Regions from separate parts of the Homo sapiens genome. Here region 1 is linked to region 2. Evidence: chromatin loops called from intact Hi-C (ENCODE). Cell type or tissue: Panc1. All regions are shown on one strand. Links, peaks and the distances in the headings refer to the core of each region. The heading gives the core; the rest is flanking DNA.

The links. A loop is a pair of places that touch in the nucleus more often than their neighbours do. Peaks named below come from ENCODE experiments on the same cell type or tissue, not always from the same donor. Only the 100,000 strongest peaks of a DNase experiment are listed, where the experiment ranks them.
Region 1: a loop joins it to region 2, with 3 times the contacts of the local background. A loop is called at or near these places in 3 of 110 quality-filtered maps.

Annotation. Positions count from the first base shown.
Region 1 is chr7:3,477,934-3,486,282 of GRCh38, reverse strand. All of the region lies in intron 1 of SDK1 (sidekick cell adhesion molecule 1), which reads right to left. Among named protein-coding and RNA genes, the nearest start is that of SDK1-AS1, 130 kb to the right of the region's middle. In Panc1, for the core only: CTCF peaks have their summits at 3,464 and 3,680 (motif pointing left); a DNase peak (open chromatin) is centred at 3,562; H3K27ac peaks cover 4,579 bases.
Region 2 is chr7:3,587,893-3,596,241 of GRCh38, reverse strand. The region is part of intron 1 of SDK1 (sidekick cell adhesion molecule 1); the gene reads right to left. Among named protein-coding and RNA genes, the nearest start is that of SDK1-AS1, 240 kb to the right of the region's middle. In Panc1, for the core only: CTCF peaks have their summits at 3,081 and 3,287 (motif pointing right); DNase peaks (open chromatin) are centred at 3,101, 3,301 and 3,411; H3K4me3 peaks cover 2,243 bases; H3K27ac peaks cover 8,000 bases.

The sequences.
Region 1 (8,349 bases), core at 279-8,278, 110 kb after region 2:
ATAGAAATGGAAAAGAAAACAACCTCAGATATTAAAGATTTAAAATTTAACTCCATATAATTTTAATTAACATTAAAAGCTAAGCAAAACAGATACTAGAAGAATGTTCTAAAATTTTCATAAGAAAAAAGAAAACAAAAGACCAAATAACCATAGAAGAAATCAAAATTACAGGTAATAATTTAACTCAGGGGGGAAAAAAGCACTAAGCATAGATGATTTTAATGAAGAGTTTTTCAGATCTTCAAAAAATAGATAAAACCAATATTATATAAACTGTCCAATATTATATAAACTGTCCTAATAGTGTCCTAAAAGCACTAGGCATAGATGGTTTTAATGAAGAGTTTTTCAAATCTTCAAAAAATAGATAAAACCAATATTATATAAACTGTCCTAACGGGACAAAGAATAAGATTTTTTAAAAACCTAAGATGTTTTAGAAAGCCACCATAGTTGGATTCATAAATATAATAAGAAAACACACTTACGTGGGAATAGCACTTATGAATATAGATGGAACATTTTTAAATAAAGTTTAAAAATTACCAGAGAGAAAGGTGGAGCAAGATGGCTCAAAAAAAAAAAAAAAAAAAAAACCCTCCAAAGATCATCCCCTCAGCACAAACATCAAAATGAACAACTATCCATACAAGAAAGCATTTTCATAACAGCTAAAAATCAGATGGGAGATGACAGGACCTGGTTTTAGCTTAACAAGAAAAGATGCATTTAAAGGGGTAGGGAAGACAGTCTCACATTACCTACACCCTGGTACCTCATCCCCAGGCAGCACAGCCTGGAGGGAAAACACCTATGCTTGGGGTAGGGAAAGCAAAGTGAGTGTGGGACTTGGCATTGGAACTAGGTGTTAGCCCTGCCACGGTGGAACCCAGCACTGAACTCAAACAACTCAATCGCAAATAAGCAAATAATCTGATTTTTAAATGGGCAAAGTATCTGAAGAGACATTTCTCAAAAGAAGACCTGCAAATGGCCACCACGTCTAGGGAAAAAATGCTCAATATCACTAGTCATTAAGAAACGCAAATCAAAACCACAGTGAGATTTCATCTCACCCCAGATATGATAGCTATTATCAAAAAGACAGAAAATAACAAATGCTGGCTAGGATGCAGAGAAAAAGAATGTTCATACGGTCTTGGTGAGAATGTAAATTGGCAGAACTATTATGGAAAACAGTATGGAGGGTCCTCCAGAAATGGAAAATAGAACTGCCATATGATCTAGCAATTCCGCTGCTGGGTATATACCCAAAAGAAAGGAAATTAGTCTATCAAACAGATGACCTGCAGTCCCACGTTTACTACAGCTCCATTCACAATAGCCAAGATATGGAATCAAGCTAAATGCTCATCAACAGATGAATGAACAAACAAAATATGTTATGCTTCCACAAAGGAATACTATTCAGCCACTGAAAAAATGAAATGCTGTCATTTGCAGCAACACGTTTATAACTGGAGGACATTAAGCGAAAGTCAGGCCCAGAAAGACAAATATCCCATGTTCTCACTCCTATGTGGGAGCTAAAAAAAACCGATCTTGTGGAGGTAGTGAGTGCAACAGTGTTTCCCAGAGGCTAGGAAGGGCAGGGGAGAGGAAAGTGTGAGGCGAGGTTGGTTATGGATACAAAACCACAGTTAGAGGAAAGGAATAAGTTCTAGTGTTCAACAGCACTGGCAGGAGACCATAGTTAACTATTGTACAGTTAATCCTTGAACAACTCTGGTTTGAACTGCCAGGATCCACTTATACAAGGATATTTTTCCAACCAAACTGAAAATATAGCCGTTCCTCGGTCTACATGGGGAACTAGTTCCAGGACCCTCATGTTTACCGAAATCCTCACACACTCATGTCCCGAAGTCGGCCTTGTGGAACCTCATATTCAACAAGTCAGCCCCCATATATGTAGGTTTCGCATCCAGTGAATATGTATTTTCGATCTATGTTTGGTTGAAAAAAAATGTGTGTATACATGGACCCATGCAGTTCAAATCCTACAAAACTGTACAGTATTGGAGGGATGTGAATTCATGGATACAGAAGGTGAAATTTTGTATCCGTGGGTTTGGCAGGGCCACCTGTGGACTGGAGCATGCTTCGATTTTGGTTATACAGGGGACCCTGGAATCAACCCCTCACATATACTGAAGTAAGGCATTTCTTAAATAGCTGCAAGAGAATATTTGGAGTATCCCCAACACACAGAAATGATAAATGTTTGAGGTGACAGATATCCCAATTACCCTGATTTATTACACATCATATGCGTATATCAAAATATCACATGTACCCCATAAATATGTCCAACTATTATGTATTAGTTAAAAACTAAAAATAAATTTTAAAATGTTAGACAAGTATTATGGCCATGTAGAGCTTATCCAACGTATATATAAACATTTTAATGATAAAGAGGAGAAAAAAGAAATGTTCCAATGAATTTACTATAGTCATGTATTAAAGGAGAAACATCATGTAACTATCAGAGACTGAAATAAATATCATCTAATAGTACTGAACACCCATTCCTAACAAAAATGCTTAGCAAATTCTGATAAAAGGTATATATCAAAAATTTAGAGAAAATATTACATTTAATGGTAAAATATTAGAAGCATCCATTAAAATGAAGAAGAAAACAAGGATATCTGTTCCACTTGTTAAAATCCCGCATTGTAGTGGTGCAGGGATTGCAATAAGATAAAAATTTAGAGACAGAAATATTCACAAGGAAATGATTATCACAATTTACAAACAATATGATTATTCACCTAGAAAATCAGAGGCAATCAGAAAAAGTAAGGGATTTTGGCAAGCGCAAAACATACAAGGTGAACACAAAACTCAACAGCCTTCTTACATCTTCAATATAGCCAATTTAAGCATTTAATAGGAAAGAGCAACATAAATGGAAAAGTGGGTATAAAACTAAAAAAAGGTGGCAAGATCTTTATGAAGACAACTATAAAACTTGACTAAAGGACATAAAAGAAGCCTGAATAAACTAAAAGATATACTCTATTCAGAAATGCTAGGACTCAATACTGTAAAGATGTCAGTTTTTAACAAAGTAATCTATAAAGGTAACCCCTATCCTCATCAAAATTCAAACATGATTTTTCAGGAACTTGACAAGCCAATCCTAAAACTCACATAAAATATGTAAGAAAACTTCTAAAAAGAACAATGAAAAAATTTGAACATTTTAAAAAGTTTACAATATGACAAGTGTTAATTAAACTGGTGTGATTTTAACAAAGCAAGAGAAATCAATTAATAGGAGAGAATTAAAAAGACTTGAAATCATCATTGTTGTCACCAGCATCATCATAGCTAACGTTTACTTAGCACTTATTACGTGTCAGGCAATTTTCTAAGCTTATTACACAGATTATTTCGTAATCAAGATGTACATTTTATGTCCTGTGAGTTGCCTGAGAATCCTTTACCTGTTTTCCTGTTTTGTTGCCTTCAGTAATGCCTTGAATATTGGGTGGAAGCTGCTTTCCTCCAGAGAGGAGTTGTATTTGTTTTTGCCAGTTGCCTGGGTACACAACTACTTGAAGACCACGTTGAATTGTTTGCTGGAGGTTGTTTTGGACCTCCCCAGTAGGATAGCAGGAATGTGCAGGGAAGACCTGTGGGAGGCCCTCTGGTGGTCATCAATTCTCAGAGAAGCGCTTTCCTTGCTACTCCAGTGAGTTAAGGCTTGTTTCCTTCTCTCTTCTGCGCAGAGATTTCTTTCTCATTCACCTTTTACATTACGGACTTTAGGGTTCCAGATTTATTCAGCAATAAATCTTGGAGCTTCCCACTTTGTAGAAACCATGGGCTTTATTGCCTATCTCCGGAGTCCCATGCAGCCATCAAAGCAGACACTCCCGGCCCTTGAGTTCAGAAAGACGGTGAAGGCAGTCTAAGAGCTCGCTGCCCTCCCTAGAGTCTGGCTTGCCCTTTTTCACCCTGCCAATTCCGTCTTCTCTTGCCTGGTCAGAAATACATTTTCAATAGTTTTTTACATCTCTCCTCTAATATTTTTAATTGTTGTTAGTAGGTAGGTAGTTTAAGGTATCTGATCGATGAATAGACTGTAAAACTATGTGTTTTTTACACACCAGTATTACCCTATTTTATTCCTATAGCTTTACAATGTCTGGTAGGATATGTCCCTGAACTTTACTTTTGCATGGCTTGCCTTTTTTCTTTAATAGATGTTTGACATTTTTATATGTTTTGATTATTAATCCCTTATTATATTTTTTTCAAGCTTTGCTTTTTGATGTGAGGCAGGGCTTTAATAATTTATTTCCATAAAGGACGGCTGATTTGATTAAGCATTCCTTTCTCACTGTATCAGTCAGAGTCCTGGCAGAAAACAGACTGTGCAATCAACAGGGATAATTTGGAAAGCATTTAATAAAGGGAATTTCACAAAAGGTAGGACAGTTTAGTAAAACCAAATAATGCCATGCCCTGGAGCAAATGACAACTGCTGTTTGCACCCCTAGGCCTTAAGGCATAAGAGCAGGGAAGCAGAAACTAGATGCTGAGAGGACAGAGTGGACAGGGTCCCTGACACGAGCCGTGACCTTTCCCAAGGGACACAGTGAGCCCTGAGGTAACCCTGTACACAGGAAGGGCTTGTATGTGGGAAGGAAGGGTGGTTCAAGGGTCAGAATAAATACCTGGACCTAATTCTTTGCCCTCGTTTCTCACTGGCTGGACCCAGTTGGTAGCCACCAGGCAGGAGGCTCACTAACAGTCCAAAGAGGTCAGACTCTGGGAGCACAGAACAGCGTGTAGAGGGCATATCTAGAGGAGTACATCGAAGACATCGGCACATCCTTGACTGACAATTCTGCCTTTTTTAAATCTATCACACTCAATAAACGAAACTGTACCAGGATGATATGCAGTCACTACAGTCAGATGAACAGAGTTCAAGTCCAGCTTCTGCCACACACTAATTGTGTGATCTTGAACAAGTTACTTAACCCTCTGTGTCTTAGTTTTCTCAGCTGCAAAGTGGAATAAAAATACCTACTGTAAAGGATTATTGCCCAAAAAACAACTTTTTAAATTGCCTCTTAAAATTTTTTAAGTAAAATAGTTTTAAAAAGTGAAAGGACAAAATAAAATGGTAAAAATAATTCAAATAATTCCAAATGTATTAGTAATCATAGTAAGTATAACTCTTTGAAATTCTCTGATTTAAAACAAGTATTGTCAGAATAGGTAAAAAATTCAAAATCTATATACATAATGCACATACATAATGCTTACCAGAGACACACTTAAAACACAAGGATACCAACAGAAAGAAGGTTAAAAGAAGGAAGAAAGATGTACCAGAGAAACACTAACTGGAAGTCCGATGCCAGCGTCACTGGCTACAACCAACAAAGCTGCCTTTCTTTCCAGAAGCTCTAGAGATGAATCCATTTCCTCACCTGTTCAAGCTTCTAGAGGCTCCCTGCATCCTTTGACTCATAGCCCCTGTCAACGTAAAATAAACGAGAGACTGGCTTTCCAAAACAGTTTATTCAGGAATAGCAGGGGACTACAATCCATATGCACGCTATGGCAGACCCATAGGTATATCCAAACAGGCTGAGACAAGAGAAGCTTTTAAAAGGAAAAAATGAGAAGTCCACATGAGCTGTCTTGAGACAAAGCTCTCTGGTTGCAGGAGCTGGAAGGAGGCAAGTGTCCATGGGCAGGCAGCTTATCGGGAACACCGAAGTTCTTCCGGTAGTTCCTACATGAGCGTATGTGCACGAGGCAGGCAGCTTATCTGGAACACGGAAGTTCTTCCAGTAGTTCCTACATGAGCGTATGTGCAGGAGGCAGGCAGCTTATCCGGAACACGGAAGTTCTTCCAGTAGTTCCTACATGAGCATATGTGCACGAGGGCGCCTTCTTCATGGCCTCGCGGCTCCATTTCCTTAGGTTTTCACATGAGCCACTCTGTGTTGATACCGCTAGCTTTCACGCCCCCTTCCATCTTCACAGCCAGCAATGACCTGCTGAATCCTTCTCATGTCACACCACTCTTCTTCTGCCTACTTCTTTCACATTAAGGACTTGTGATTATACTGGACCCACCTGGATAATCCAAGATTAGCTCTGTATTTGAAAACGAAATGATCAGCAAGCTTAATTCCTTCTGCTATCTTAATTCCCCTTTGCCATGTAAAGGGACATATTCACAGGTTCTGACGATTGGGATGTAGACATCTTTACTTTGGGCGTGGACAGGTGAGGGGGCATTATTCTGCCTATCACAGTACCTAATAACATAGCTTCAAAGCATATAAAGAAAAAATTGAAAGAACTAGGAGAAAATTAGAGGTCTCTCATTTAATGAAAAAAAAAATTTTTTTTTTTTTTTGAGATGGACTCTCGCTCTGATGCCCAAGCCAGAGTGCAGTGGCACGATCTTGGCTCACTTCAACCTCTGCCTCCCAGTTTCAAGCAATTCTCCTGCCTCAACTTCCTGAGTAGCTAGGACTACATGCACACGCCACCATGCCCAGCTAAATTTTGTATTTTTAGTAGAAATAGGGTTTCACTATGTTGCCCAGGCTGGTCTCGAACTCCTGACCTCATGATCCCCCCACCTCGACCTCCCAAAGTGCTGGGATTACAGGCGTGAGCCACCATGCCTGGCCTTAGTGAAGTAATTTTAACATATCTCACTAATTGCTAATCAGAGCAAAAACAATCATTAAATATATTGACAATTTAGACAATATGATTAACAGATATTTTTAGAGCCCTGTATCCACCAATTGGACAATAGATATTCTTTTTTTTTTTTTTTTTTTTTTTGAGACACAGTCTCACCCTGTCACCCAGGCTGGAGTGCAGTGGCACAATATCGGCTCACTGCAACCTCTACCTCCCGGGTTCAATCGATTCTCCTGCCTCAGCCTCCCAAGTAGCTGGGACTACAGGCACACACCACCAGGCCTGGCTAATTTTTATGTTTTTGGTAGAGACGGGGTTTTGCCACGTTGGCCAGGATGGTCTCGAACTCCTGACCTCAAGTGATCCGCCCTCCTCAGCCTCCCAAAGTGCTAGGATTACAACAGGTGTGAGCTGCCACACCCAGCCTGAACAATAGATATGCTTATGCAAATGTGAAACATTTATGAAAAGTGACCACATACTGGACCATGAAGTCAGTCTCAACAAGTTCTAAACAATCAGTTTAATACACCTCAAGTCCTCTAAGCACAATGCAATCAAGTTAGAAATCAGTATTTCAAAAAACATTATGACATTTTTCACATAAAAACACATTTCTAAATAATCCACTGATTAAAGAAGAAATCATAAAGCTAAAGTATACATGAAAAATAATAAAAACACCATATATTGGAACTAAGCAGCAAGTGATTAGAAAAAAACGTACACATTTAAATGTTCAAATGATAAAAGAATATAGGCTGAAAATAAACAAGCTAAGCATCAAATTCAACAAATTTAACAATTAGGAAAGGAACGACAGTATAAACATGAATCAGGTAGAATCAAGGAAATAATAAAAGAGCAAAAATAAATAAAGATTCAATAATTCAATAAAACCTTTGATTCTTTGGAAAGTCTAATAAAATCAATAAACCTCCAGCAACATTGATCAAGAACAAAGAAAAAGGCCCACACAAATGCAAAAAGACTTATAGATACACATAAAATTTGTGATAACTGAATATGCAACTTTAAAAATAAAGTTATTTTTAAAGTTGAATATATTTAAAGAGAATATGTAAATATGATACTCCTAGGTTATTTTTCTAATAATTACCATAGTTATGTTCTCAAAAATTTTCCCCAAATTGAAAAATAAGAAAATGAAGCTCTCATTTATAAGAGCACTAATAATATATTATGCCTAAAATACATTAAAAGGGATGGAGTGAATCTATCTCAAAAAATAAGTCAACACTCTCATCATTTATAAAATTTATAAACTTCTAATCAAAACTCCAAGAAGTTATTTCATAAAACATAAAATAACTCCCAAATTAATCCCAAAGAATAAAGGGGAGGTAATGGCCATGAAACTTCAGGAAAATAATGAGGGATATTTTCCCTGAAAACATTAAAATATATTACAAAAGGATAATACTTTATAATTTTTTACTGATACAGTGATTTAAAGACAGATTAGTGGAACAAAACAGAAAATTCACCAACAGCCTAAAGTTTCCTAAGGAGTATGTTGCAAATCAATAGGAAGGATATAATTCAATACATATGGGAAACTGTTTAGGAAAAAAAGTAAAGGCAGATCTCTAACACACACCATAGGAC
Region 2 (8,349 bases), core at 155-8,154:
AACCCAGCCAGATGGAAGAGCCAGCAAGATGACAGCTTCTGTTACTACCCCTGGAACGACAGACTGAAACGCTCCAAAATGCGGAACTTTTTGAGCACCAACAAAGGAAATGCTCACTGGAGCATTTCAGATTTGGAATTTTTAGATAAAGGATAATTAATCTGTGCTACCTAACAATTATTGAGCATCTACTTCATACCAAGGAGGAAATATTTTAATAAATACTATCTGAAATGTTCTCACAACGACCGCATCAGGTAGATGGTATGACTTAAAAAAAAAAAAAAAATACCCATTAGACAGGTTAAAACACCGAGCCAGAGTGGTTAGTGTTGACTAGTAACTAGACAACATAAACAGACTGTAACCTCCTTTTTTGTTGTTGTTTTTTTTTTTTTTTTTTTTTTTTTTTTGAGATGAAGTCTTAACTCTGTCGACCAGGCTGGAGTGCAGTGGCACTATCTGGGCTCACTGCAAGCTCCGCCTCCCGGGTTCATGCCATTCTCTAACAATTAGACTCGTTCAAAGTCTAACTTTGAACTGGTAACTTTGACTAGTTCAAAGTCACGCAGGAAGTGGCAGAGTCAAGGTCAAACCCCTGTGGTACAAATACTTCCATGATCATGTCACTCTGCCTCACTGCCCCTAAGATTCAGAATGTAAACTAAAAATGAATAGAATTATAACTGCATAATTAAATATTATCAGTAGTGCTGGTGAGTTTTATTAAATATATCGGAGGCAACAGTTTATGTTTCTGTTTCAAAAATGAGAAAATATACATACAAATATGCCTCTTACCCAAGACCAAGCAAAGTCCAGATAACTGTTATTAGAAAAGCAATCAAAGATAATCCATGCAGTAGCTATTAATATATATTTCATGCAGGGGACATTTAATAAATAGGGTAGAAGTATATAAATGAATTTATATATAATTTTTTACAAGCAAAATATCATAAAGTTACGAATAGGGTAGAAGTATATAAATGAATATATATATAATTACAAGCAAAATATCATAAAGTCACCAATATGGCAGAAAAAAACAGTGTTAATTAGCTAGCTGAAAAAGCTCACATTATTCAGGCAAGATTCAAAAAAAAAGTAATCGGGAGAAAATTGGCTGCATCTGACTTCAATCTTCTACGCGTTGCTGAAATCAAATTGGAACTCACTGTGGTGGCAACAAGGGTATTTTCCATCTTTCCAATCACCCATTTTTGTTAAATTAAAACATAAAAGCAACTAGAGATTAAACCAAACAAAATGAGTGCTCTACACATAAACCTACTAGAAAAACAGTAAACCCTATACATTAATGATGATTTAGCTTTACCTAGAAATAACATTTTCTTTTAATGAGATGCAGGTATGATTCTTTAAGTATGCTTGATTTTAAAACTATCCTCACTCTTGCCCCTCTAATGAAAGCAGGGACTGATGGTTCTTATATCAGTATTATCTCTAAAACAGTAAGCAATTTTTCTTACAATCAATAGTATATTTAGACTAATAAGCACAGGAAAAATGTTCAATGTCATTAGTCACTGGGAAAATTAAAATCAAAGTCACAATTAATGAGGTAACCCACCCAAACCACCCAGTAAAGTGACTAGAATCAAAAAGACAAACAATTACAAGTGTTGGCAAGGATGTGGAGAAATCAGAACCCTCATACATGACCGGCGGCAATGTAAAATGGAAATGGTTTGGCGGTCTCTCAAAATGTTAGGTATCAAGTTACCATACGACCCAGTAATTCCATCCTTAGGTATATACTCAAGAGAAACGAAAACATACATCCACACAAAAACTTGTATTATCAATGCTCATAGCAGCATTATTCATGATAGCCAAAAAGCAGAAACAATCCAAATGTCTATCAACTGATAAATGGATAAGCAATATGTGGTATATCCACACACTTTATTAATCTGCAATAAAAAGGAATTTGGGTGTTGACACATGTTGCAACATGGATGAGCCTTGAAAACACTATGTTGAGTGAAACAAGTCAGTGACAAAAACCGTCTATGTATGATTACATTAATATAAATGTCCCTAGTAGGCAAATCTATACAAAGTAGGTGAGTGATTACCTGGGAAATAGGGAAGCAGGGCAGAGAGGCAGGAGGAGATAGAGAGTGACTCCTAGTAGGTACATGGTTTCTTTTGGGGATGTTCTAAAATTAGATTATGATGATGGTTGCACAACTCCCTAAACATGTTAAAAATCATGAATTACACACTTTAAAATGGTGAACCCTATGGCTGTAAATTATATATCAATAAAGTTGTTAAAATGATATATTTAGGAAACAACAGTTTATGCTAGGCATGGTAAGTGCTATTATCTTCATTCTTTTACAAATGAGAAAACGGGCACACAGGGGTTCAGAAAGAGAAAAGAGCTGCGAAGTGGCAAAGCCAGAACCCGGAACCTGTCTCAAGAGCTTACGTTCTCACCCACTGTGCCATATGCCCTCTTGCGTATACACAGCTTTTTGTTTGGGGGTGTCGCCAGTGGCCAGTGAGCAGGAGGAAGGGAAGGGAGATTGGAGGGGAATCATCCATCAGTTGATTGAAGCTTGCATATACATTCTTAAAGACTCAAGAGGTTCCCCAGTAAGCATGGGTGCCTATCTTTTAGTCCAGGTCCTTAGCTGAGGCTAGTCAATGCAGTACGGCAATAGGAAAGACAAACATCTTGAGAAGCTGTCTTCAAAGTTTTCTTCAAAGGAATGATGTTCCAAAACAAGTAGAAGTATACAAAGATGAGCTGAGCACTTCCAAACCACCAAGGTCTTTGAGTAAAGCTAGGTTTGGAGAACGGGGCAGCTGATGCATGGTGAAGCTCATGTGCATCACATACTATCCCCAGACCTGGGGGCAGGAGATTTGAGAAACAGCCCCACCTTGTCCCCAGTGCTCCATGCGCCCTACACCAGAAAGGGAAGCACAGGGGCAGTGCTTCTATGTAGAAATAAGACAAAAGGCCACTTTTCAAAAGTCCAGAGGTGCTGAGAAAAGGGCTGCTGCATAAATACGTTCTTAAAGTCAAGAAATTAACTTGATGATGAGTAAGACTCCTTCAAATAGTACCTAACACACTAGCTTACTGCAGATACTGCACCAAGTTAAATATGTTCCCCATTAGCAGGACAGAGGCAAAATTCTCTTCTGCATCTCCACTGATTTCCACTTGCAACACTCGTTTTGTCCAGGTGTCAGCAATGCGTTTCCACAGATGGGTAATCTTGTCCTAGGTACAAGTCCCAGCTGCCCAATGCCCTGCAAGCCTGCAGAGGGCAGGAGGACAAGGACTCCAGGTTATTCACTGGCTGGTTTTCACTTTCACATATTAATCAGCAGTGCATTAAAAACCCATCAGTGTTTCAAAACACAACAAACATATACTTCCTAATAATCAGATCATATGTTAAGGTGTGGCAATCTGAGCAGATTCTGGAGCTACGATAGAGCAAAGTTCTTTATATAAAGCGGTGACATTTACCCAAGCAGGATTCCCACAGCGCGAGTCCCCACGCTTCATCAGCCTGCTGTGCATTATACAAAGGCATGGAAACGAATGTCTGGTAGCAGTTAGGAAAGGAAACAGAACACCAACATAAGTAAACAGAGGGTAAAATCCAGCTCAGGGAAAAATAAATAAATAACCTTCACTGGGCAGAATTCATCAGCAGCAATACACAAACAGCATCATTAAAATGTCGCAAGAATGACGAGGAGGTAGAGAGAAAGAAAAGGGCAGTGAGCAGAGTGATAATTATCTGGACTATTAAAAGACTTAAAGTAGAAGGCGGTTTCTGAAATTTGCACAGGCTAGATCCTTGCATTTTGCAGGGATTCCTTCTCATTTTGCAGGGATTCTGTTATTCTGGAACATCTGAATGTAAGGTGGGGGAGAGGGGAGAAACGGCAATTATATTTTTAAATGGCACATAATCTTTTACGATAGATAGCTGACATTTTATAGTAAGAAATCATTTTGATTTCACACTGTTGGGTGATTCTTATAATGACTTGAGGAGCTCTAAAGAAATAAAGTATCAGCAGGCGGTCAGTCAAACACTAAGAAATTCCTCACTCCACAGGCAGTAATCAGGTTGAAATACTTCCTCCATTACTTCCAAAAATAGAGCTGATAGTGATACAAAGGGCTTCCCAGTTTCAAAACTGTAATTTCCACAAATGGTAAAAATATATTCATTTGTTTCTGTATAGAACTATCTGTAGCCTTGTTTGTCATCTGTATCCGGGCATCTAAGAGAAGTCACCTTTTGTGGAAATTTATTGACCCCAGTCCTCTCAAACTTCAGACACCACCCCAGGTTCCCTGTATCTGATCCTTATGCACTCAAAGTTTGAGAATCACTAATTTAAAGGTTTGCCTCCCATTGGATAAATTTTGCAAGTACTTTAAAAATGAGCTTCATGTTTAAAATGCAAACAAAAGCAATATATGAACACCTCTGCACATATACACACATGCCCCACACGAGTGCAAAGAATACAAATAGCTTCCAGCGGCCATGGGCCCACAGTGATCATTAACACTTCCCACCCATCAACGTACAGCAGACCCACTGCAAATCTACCAAGATATAAACTAAAAAGGCACTGGTCGCATGTTCTTTCAAAGGAAGAGGCCCCAGTGATTACTGCAATTTGTTTTTCTGAATGTCAATGTGAACAGCCAGTGCAAAATATTTCTTTAATTTTATGACTTTCACAACGTGGCCAAAGCCGAAACCTCTGTGCAGACACATAAAGGACATCCAGGCAGGAATTAATAATGGGAAGGTCTCCCCTAGGCGGCCAGTGATCCTTCCCAGGTCAATCAGATGAAAGTACTAAATTAACAGCTAGGTCATGCTGTGCCCTGCAGGCTCAGAGCAGTTTAAAAAGGGGCTACTGGGAGGTTTCAAAAACTTAGGTCCTGGCACTCAGTATTATGACACTGCAAAAGGAAAAAGGTAATCCTTATACTAACTGCCATCTGACACATAAAAACATTAAAGATAAAGGTTAACACCTTGAACTGCCTACAGGTTGATAGGAGCTGCCTTCATCAGAGTATCACAACCTTAAAGTTAAAATGTTAAAATACAGGAATCTACCTTTAAACAAATAATATGATTAAAGAATGATTATCATATAAACCGTTGTTCTTAACTTTGCACATTAGGATCTCCTGGGGAGTTTTTTAAAATGCTCTACCAGCCTGGGCAACATGGCAAAACTCCATGTCTGCAAAAAATACAAAAATTAGCCACGTGTGGTGGCACATGCCAGTAGTCTCAGCTACTTGGGAAGCTGAGGCAGGAGGATCGCTTGAGCCTGGGAGGTCAAGGCCACAGTAATCTACGATCATGCCACTGCACTCCAGCCTGGGGGACAGAGCAAGACCAGGCCTTAAAAAAAAAAAAAAAAAAAAAAGTGCTATACTCAGCCCTCACTGCAGACCCATTAAATCTAAAGGTCCAGCAGTGAGGCTCTGTTATCAGTATTTTTAAGGTTTCCCTTGTGAAGTAAATGCGCAGCTAAGGATGAGACTATTAAAAGGAACTGGAGGATACCACATACAGTTATTTGAAATTTGCAATCTTCCCCAAAATATCTTTAGACTTTTCATTTTAATTAATAGATTTCTGTTGCCCAATGCAAGGAATTACTGTGATTTAGTGATTTCAAACTTATTAGCATTCACATTTTGGAAGCTAAATGAAATATCTTAAATCGTCAATTCACTTGTTGGTATAGTTTGTCATTAAATTTGTTACATGATGTAAAACTAAAAAATCTTTGTTCTGCAGAGTTTGATTTTCCAATTTATCCATAATTTGTCTTTGCTATTGTATTTTGTCTATAGTATTATTCATTCACACTTCAAAGCAAAAAAAAAAAAAAAAAAAAAGGAACAGGAAAGGAGGTGAAAGTTGAAATATACCCATTTCTTTACATCAAATCCACTAAAATTCAACTTCTGCTCCAGTATCCGTAACAGAAAACTGAAGAAACATAAAGAAACTGAACCCAAAGGTTTGGGAGCACAGCCTGAGGCTACCTGCTATAAGCTTTACATTCCAATTTTAGTTTTCCATTTTATAAGTCTGTAATAGTGTATCATCTATCCCCTAACACATACGTATTTACACTAATAGGAAAACTAATTTTCCAATCACTGTAACTCTCACGTATATCCTGGCCTAGCACCCTGTAAAGAGCTCAGGAAGCACATGACTCAGGTCAAGTGCAGGCTGTGACATGCACAGCACAGACTCTGCATAACCTCAATATTCCATCTGTTATTGCTTATTACTTGGCTTATTCCTCACAGTCTGGGTATTATGCAAATATTATAACTGTCTTCTGATATGGTTTGTCTGTGTCCCCACCCAAATCTCATCTTGAATTGCAGCTCCCATAATCCCCATGTGTCATGAGGGACCCAGTGGGAGGCAATCGAATCATGGGGGTGGTTTTTTCCCATGCTGTTCTCATGACAGTGAGTCCTCAAAGATCTGATGGTTTTATAAAGGGCAGTTCCTCTGCACATGCTCTCTTGCCTGCCTCCATTTAAGACGTGTCTGTACTCCTCCTTTGCCTTCCACCATGATTGTGAGGCCTCCCCAGCCATGTGGAACTATGAGTCCATTAAACTTCTTTTCTTTATAAATTACCCAGTCTCAGGTATTTCTTCATGCAATATGAAAATGTACTTCCAAAAATGGTGCTCACAGCAGCCAATAGTAATATACGCAAAACCTAAAAGACATGGGGAGGCGCCATGGAGGTGGTGCTGGTGCACGGGAAGAGTCTGTGCACTGACATCAAAAGACCCACACCACCTGTGAAATAAGTACTGATGTCAAAAGGCCCATGACAACTGGGAGATCAGTACTGACGTCAACAGGCCCACGCCAACTGTGAGACCAGTACTGACGTCAAAAGGCCAACACCACCTGTGAGATCAGTACTGACATCAAAGAGTCCGCACCAACTGTGAGATCAGTACCAACGTCAAAAGCTCCACGCCAACTGTGAGATCAGTACTGACGTCAAAAGGCCCACATTAACTGTGAAGTCAGTTTCCAAATCTCTAAAAAGGGGGTAATAATTTCTCCCTGCTGAGTTGCAGAATTGACTTGATGTCCGTAAAACAGCTGTTAGCTAATATTGATCTAATATGAATACAAATTATCTCCTGTCCCCACATCTGATTCACTGCTCCATGTCAAGATACTAAAATCCTAAATAAAAAAGCAGCTTCTTTTGTAGTATATAACAACTTTGATCTCATTTTTGATAAGCCAAAACACATAAAAATGACTATGAAGAGAAAGGAAAGCAGAGTAAATCCAATGCTTTGATTCTTTTATTTCCTTTATTTGGATCATCCAAAGTAGTGATGCAAAGTAGCTTTACACTTTTATCAATTTTCTCACATATAATAAACTATTTTATTCTAGAACTGATAGCAAGGAGAAACTAAATCAACCCAATACAGATGTTGATAAAACCTGCTCAATTTAAAATAATTCCATCAGTGAGGTGCCCAAAAGGTCTCCCTAAATCTTTTCCAACATCTTTCTCACACTTAACATTAAGCCACTGACTGAAGAGACTTTCATCACCTCAACAATGAATCTAGGAACGCACCCTGCAGGATCGCAGGACCTGGCACCTGTCCAGCACATTCAACATCCTCTCACACCTCACAGAAGAAAAACTAAACACTTCGAGCTGGGGGCTTTCAGAGGTGAATTTTCTGAACCAGAAACTTTGTGTCTGTTGTTTTTTGTTTCTAATCTGACATAAACTGCAACACAATTTAGCATAGCCTTTACTCATTAGTATACAACTAAAAGACTGTTGTAAACAAACTTAATAAATATCTGCAGACTAAAAATAAATGCTTCTGAAAATATAACGTTATTAATCTGATGTTATAAATTTCATAGCTAGGCTTTTCACCAAATCCCTCTTGACCTAAGTAACAGGTATGTTTTGCTTGAAGAAACCTTATATTTGACTGACAAATCAGATTATAATAAGTCACTTAATTTCTCTGTAACTCAGCTCCCTTACCTGTAAAACGAGAATGGCAGAATACAGGGCTCGTAGATCCACCAAAGATTGACCTAGGATTCCTTGAAATGCTGAACATCCCTACTACATTTGAAATAAGATTCAATTTACAAAGAATTGATTTACCCGCAGCTTTTCAAGAGCAAGCCTGTATTGGCATAGACATAAGTCTATTGGATCAATGAACCATCCAACACATGTTTACTGAACATTTAGTACATGGAAGGCAATTGT